Linked DNA regions of Homo sapiens: region 1 is linked to region 2. The links are chromatin contacts, found by Hi-C in ENCODE. All regions are on one chromosome and are shown on one strand. Each heading gives the region's core, a stretch centred on a gene start or an enhancer-like site at or near the end of the contact. The rest is flanking DNA. Distances are from core to core; before and after follow the strand shown. Region 1 holds the start of FRY (FRY microtubule binding protein). Region 2 holds the start of NBEA (neurobeachin).

Region 1 (3,314 bases), core at 392-2,891, 2.9 Mb after region 2:
ACAAAAATTGATGGAAGAAAACAGTCTGGTCTTGGAATAATCAAATATGTTTAAAAACCACGTACTGATGTCAACTCAAAAGTGAGTTTTTTCAGTTATTGGAAAACTGCTCCATAAAGAACACTGTATGTCAAATTCTTTTCATTAATCAAAGAGCAGATAGACAAAGGAAGATTCATCCTTGAGTGTAAAGTATTATAAAAATAATGAGTCCAAGTTAAATGATTTATAGCTATGACAAGTAAAGAATGCTGTTTGGGCAACAGTATTACTCCCAAATGGCTTCCCACTTGTAGAAAAACAGCTTCAGACAAGCCCCATAGTGTATACAGTGGTGCAAAATGACCTGGAAAAAATGGTTTCTATGGATATCATTTAGAGATGCACATCCCTGAATACCTTAAGGCTGAAGGTACTTTAGCTCTTTTCCTCAAAGCAATTGCAGCACAGGTTCTCCTGCCCAGGTTTTGTTTATATAAGAACAATCTTGGCCACAGGTCATTTGTGTAGGAGACAATTAATCACTAGCTCTTTGAGCACAGGTAGGTTAATCAGTATGCACATAATACAATATTAAAATTTTCACGGGGAAAAAATTTTTTTATTTAAAACAATAAAGCATCAGTAATACCTGCTGATCTTTTATCCAAAGCAAGTACAAAGGCTGTTAGTGAAATAGAGAAGACTTTCTTTTTAAACAGTTCGGAAAATACAAGGCATCATTGATCACCTGAAGGCCTCATTTTAATTTGATTCCAGATCCACGGCAGCTTAGAGGTTGTCTTTTTGAAATAGCGTATTGCTAAAATCCTTATGTAGGTCAGAAATGGAACTTCAGGAGCCATCATATTCTGCTATCCTAATAAATAATTAGGGTCAGAACCTCACTTGTTTATGTTTCAAAAAAGCACAATATTTGGACTATAGCAAACATCAGGATTTTTAAAAATTCAAATATTAAATGGCATTCAGAACATCATCCACATGGAAGAGGGAGAGATGAAATAAATCTGCAGATGCCTCTATATACAAAAAGGATGTCCTAGGTTTTGGACTATTAAATACTTTTCTTTCTTCAGACAATACCCTAAAAAAACAATTACAAAGTACTCTGAAACCCTGCCACACCCCTTTGATTAAATCACACTTCACAAAATATTTAGAGAAAGCCTGAACAAATCAAATAAACATCAAGGCAGGAAATGCAGCCAGGAATGCCTGATCCTGAGCTCCCCCAGAGTCTGAAGGGCTGCCTCACTTGAAAATTTAATCAAACACAATCTACTGTAATTCCATTGCAGCCTTTGCACTTAAGGAAAGCTAGTTCAGTCTCTGACATTTTGATTTTCACAGCAGATGGGAGCAAAAAAAGAAAGAAAGAAAGAAAGAAAAAGAAAGAAAGAAAGAAAGAAAGAGAAAAGAAAAGAAAAGAAAAAAAGAAAAACTTCCGCGGCTCACAAACATATGTGTCCAGTTGAGATTTTCTGTCTCCAGCCTTATGCAACATCCAGCAAACAAACAAACAAAAAGGTTATTTTCTATTACTCACTATTACTCCAGGATTTCAGTAAATATTTGATACTGATCTCAAAGAAGCCCGAATCCTGCTGGCTGGCCATGTCTGCGGCATACAAAGAGGCTGGGAGGACGGGCAGCGGCCGGGAGCAGGTACCGGGCGTGATGCGCCTGTCACAGGTTGTGATGTCAGCGCGGGGTCAGGCGCCCAGAGGCAGCTCTGCGGATCCACCTCCGGCTCCGGCCGGGAGTGCTCATCTAAAGGACACGGCGGAGCAGAGAGAGATGCTCGGCCGCTCCTCCTCCTCCGGGTCCAGGACTTGCTTCTTATTTGCTGGACGCTGATCTCCCTGCAGCCCTCGGAGGCGGCGGCCGCGCTGCTTTCATTTCGGGGCTGTCATCACCAGAAACGCCGGCTGCCGGCCGCCCACCAGCTCGGCTCCAGCCAGGTACGCAACCGAGGAAGACCCCACCTGAACTGGGATCGGCTTTCTTCTGGGAGGGAGGGTTTCTAGGCCGGCCTCCCTGACGCGGTGCAGGCAGCCTCCGGCCCACACGGCCGCCGCGGGGCTAAGGGATGGGCCGGGAGCGCCGCCCCCTGCCCCTGCCCACTGTCTCAACCTGAGCCGCGGCTCAGTCTCCGCCTAGGCTGCGGGAGGAATTTCCCAGCTTCTGCGGATCCTCTCTCTTCAGCAAGGCTTCCCGTGAGCGGCCCGGGTGTGCTCTGGCTGCTGCTTCCCCTTGTGTCTGTCCCTGAAATAAACACAACTGCAGCACGCTGCGGTAAGCAAAGCTGCAGCCTTGCATCTGGTTGCAGCGACGTTTTGAAAAACCCCATCCGTCAGCCTCGTTGCAGTAAAGAGACTCAACAAGAGGACGCTTGTCTGGGCTTTTTCTTCCCTGCCTTCCACACGCATGGTGGTATCTGCATTTTTACTTTTCCCTCCCAGAAATGCAGTCTTTTCAAGGGGCATCGGAGCCCGAACGTGTGCACTCTAAGGGGACAGTACACACTGCTTAGTTGGCTTGTTTTTGTAATGTCACACACTCCACAATGGATCTTATTCTCAAACCTCTCATTTCTAAGACTCACTAAGCCCAGTGAAGCTTATTTTATTTGTATGAAAAGGATAAGAAGCAAAAGCATTAGATTCCTTGCTCTACAATGGCTCTTGATTTCATGAATTCTTGATATCAGGTGTCCTGATTTTGGTTAGCTTTGTTTCACATTATCATTTAGCTTGACCAGGGGATTAAATAAGAGTATTATATTTTAATAATGACAGGTTATGTTGGAAGAGGTGGGATTTGGCCAACTATCTCATAAACCACAGGATCCTTCCCAAGTCCCAGTACATTCATGATTAATGTTGTCTAAAAAACAGAAAAAAGTAATAAACCATGTTAATAAGTATTTAACATAGCAAATGTTGGGCTAACTCCCCAAATCAACACACAAACAGGACTTCCTAGATTAACAGTTCATTTTAAAAATGGAAGGGAAAGACTACAATGTACTTTTATTGTTAGGACAAAGAATTTTTAAAATTCAACACTAAATAAAACTTCTAGAACTATGTTCTGAAAGGCCCTAAGATACTTCATCAATACAATTAGTTTTTCAAACTCATTACACTTACCCAAATGGCAAGCACTCAATCACTCAGATTTCCAACTCCACTTATACACTTTATTCTGATGAAATCTCTCACCAGATTGACTTCTTTTTAATTCATGTGCATACTAGAGTTGCTGAACTGATTTTATCACTTGTACTTTGAATGTATGGATTCTAGGTA
Region 2 (2,996 bases), core at 28-2,527:
GCACGGGGGAATTTAGGCTCCAGGGGCAAGGCTGTCATCCTCGGAGAGCGACACCAAGGACAATTAAGTGTGAGAAAAAGAACCCCAGAGAACAGGAGGCCTCCTCACCTCCTAACTAAACTCTAAAGTCGACCCAAAACCTTCACCGCGGGTACTGGGTTACTCGCGGTCCTAAAAAGTGAGAAGAAGCGGTGTTAAGTTGGGCACTGCGCTCAGGTGGCAGGAGAGGACCAGAAAGAGGAGAGGAGGGAGGTGGCGTGGCTCTAGCAGCGCGCAGGCAGGTCACCCGCTGGGCAATACCGGCTGAACGCTCTGCGCTCCCAGGGACGCGCGGCGCGTGTGACCCTGGGGGTGAAGGGTGGGAGGGAAAGGCGCTGGGGACGGTGTATGTGGGGACTGGGGAAGCAGATTGAGAGCACGCCTTTTCCTTACCAGGTTGAGCACCGTCTCCACGATGTCCCTGTTGCTGACCTCTCCGACCTGTATGAGTCCAATCAACACTGCGAATTTCATCCGGATGTTGCGGATCGGCACCGAAGGGTTAATCATCCCCGCGGGGAGCATCACCGAGCCGGAGCCGGACGCCCCCCTTAGCTCCCCCATCCCGCTGCCCCCGGTGCCGCCACCACCGCTGCCCCCGCCGCCTCCGCCAGCGGCCCCGACGGCAATGAGCCCCACGGGCTGAGGCTCGAGCCCCGGGCCCGGGCCCGGCTTCTCGCTAGCCATTGGCCCCCCTCCTGAGGAGAAGGGAAGAGCAGCGGCGCTGCCGCCGCCGGTACCGTTATACCTGCCTCGGCCCCCGCCCCCCGGCCGTCGCCTCGGAGCCCCAGCATCCACCAGCGCCGCGGCGCCGGGCCCGCTCCCCGCCTGCGCCTCAGCCCGGCCCGCTCCGGCGCTCTCCCCCGCGGAGGCGGCGGGGGATCCGCAGGCTTATTCTCGGCGGTGGCGGTACCGCTAACCGCTGCCGGGCAAGCGGCTGTGCCCGCCCAGCAGGTGTGCCGCTGCCGCTGCCGCTGCCGCCGCCGCTGCCTCTGCTCTCTCCCTCTCCCGGTCTGTCCGGCCCGGCCCGCCCCCCGCGGAGATGCTGCAGCCGCTCCGAGAAGCCCGAGGACGCGAGCAGCTGGCCACGACGCTGGCCGGTGCTGAAGCTCAGGCTGTGGCCGATGCTATTGACGCTGCTGCCGCCGCTGCTACGGCCACCACTGTTGTTGTGAAGCCCCGACGCCGCCGCTCACTCCGCCATGTTGCCGCCCCCTGCCTGCGGTAGCAGCCACTGCGCCTGCGCACAGCCTCCGGGGGGGCGGAGCCCTCGGTGCACCCCCTCTTTTGCCCTGCCCTCCTTCTCTTCCCACCCACCCACCCCGACACCCCTCGTCCCTCCCCCAACCACCCCGAACGGATAGACAGGTGAGCAGGTGCATGGGGACTGCTGCCAGACACTGGGGCAAGCTGGCAGAGGCGGGGCGGGTAGTGGCTTCCTTGTGGTTTTTCCCTTGAGGGCGGATTCTCCCTTTGGGGAAGGACACAGTGTGCATGTCTTGCCTTCGCTGCCACCTCCTCCTTCTCTCAATATCCTCTTGCTGGGAGGAGGTTCCTCATCTCAGTTGTTGCATCCAGCTGCTGCTACTGCCAGTGCCACGTGCCTTGTAAGGTAGGGGAGTGGCAGACGACCTCTTTCTGCCCCTCCTCGCCCTTCCTCGCAGTCCTGTCCGCCTGCCCTCCCTAGAATTTCCCAAAGAAAAAGTGGCTGGCAAAGCAGAAACAAACGCGCGGGGGGGCGGGGGGGCGATCCTGCATTGTCGGGGGAAGAATACAGACGGAGTGTAATGGTGCTTTTTCTACAGCCATGAAAGAGGCTGACACCTGCACACTCAGGCACGACTTAAAATAGAACTTGTCAAACAGTGATCCTCTCTGGATCAAGCTCGGAACAACAAACAGCTCTTGAACTCGCCTCCCAGCCTAAAAAGACTGCAGTGTGTGACACTGTGGGGTAGTTTGGTGGGAACGACAAATCCCACACTTTCAAAATCCTGACAATCCTCAGGTATGATGCCAATTATTAATGTTTCCTTTTTTCACAGGCACGTACAATTCAGAGGACTTTCGAAATTATCTAAAAACATGGGTGATTCTCACTGCCAGCCTTGTCTGTGAGAAAAGTACATATCTATGTCTGCACAGATACGAGACAAAAAATAAACCTTTAATTTTTAAAAATTAAAATGTACACAGTAATCTTGCTGTTAGTATTGAATTAAAACTAAATAGGCATGACTGTTCCTTGAAAGGAATGATATAATTTTCTTTAATATTTCATGAGGTCTTCCCTTTTCAATAAAGATTATTGCAAGTCACCAGAAATATTAGGTATCTTGAGGTATATTCAGATCGTTTTAATTGTCCTCTCAAATGAAAAAGGTCAATATACAAATCCACCATAATCAGTTTTGTTATTATTCATATTTAATTGGACCTGCCAGTCAAGTTAACTCCCAGGATATGGGAACACGGTAAAATTCTAAGTACCACAGGTTATAAAAAAGTTCCTCAAAACCAGTACTTAGGATGAATTCTTGGTTGCATGTCTGTTTGTTTAAACTTGCACCAAAGTGATTGAATTGTTAAAGTAGTTAAGCAAACACTTCTGAAAGCAGTGGTAACTAGCATGTCCATTTAAATTAAATGGCAATTGAATTATAAAATGCTAGAATGCTTGAAACTGTACGGGAAATTTACAAAACATACAAGTCATAATAGTATGACTTGAGATATACTATATAATTGAAAAATCCTGTAACGTTTATATCCTTCTACTACATTTTTGTCTGTCCCAAGTGAGTATCATCTGCTTTTAAGAGTACTGTTTCATTTGCAAATTTAAAATGATATCTTTGTAAAATACATAAATCTAGACTGAAAGGTTGTCACACTAAGTTTTTTTACCCACTGTGCATATATCTATATGGCAGCAGGTTCTACCTTTTGCTATTTTT

Evidence for each region. A loop is a pair of places that touch in the nucleus more often than their neighbours do. Pooled maps may share reads with other maps.
Region 1: a loop to region 2 is called in a pooled map, with 4 times the contacts of the local background. The contact joins the promoter of FRY here to the promoter of NBEA in region 2. A Hi-C loop is called at or near these places in 4 of 50 pooled maps.

Annotation. Positions count from the first base shown.
Region 1 is chr13:32,030,101-32,033,414 of GRCh38, reverse strand. It overlaps FRY (FRY microtubule binding protein), which reads right to left and starts at 1,641. Exons shown (of 61, transcript NM_023037.3): 1 at 1,550-1,641. The coding sequence starts at 1,619. FRY-AS1 (FRY antisense RNA 1) reads left to right here and starts at 1,776. Exons shown (of 4, transcript NR_103839.1): 1 at 1,776-1,964.
Region 2 is chr13:34,940,551-34,943,546 of GRCh38, reverse strand. It overlaps NBEA (neurobeachin), which reads right to left and starts at 1,277. Exons shown (of 59, transcript NM_001385012.1): 1 at 433-1,277. The coding sequence starts at 726. LOC124903231 (a long non-coding RNA gene) reads left to right here and starts at 1,357. Exons shown (of 2, transcript XR_007063908.1): 1 at 1,357-1,407; 2 at 1,845-2,226. RefSeq lists silencers at 786-905, 1,346-1,415 and an enhancer at 1,586-1,695.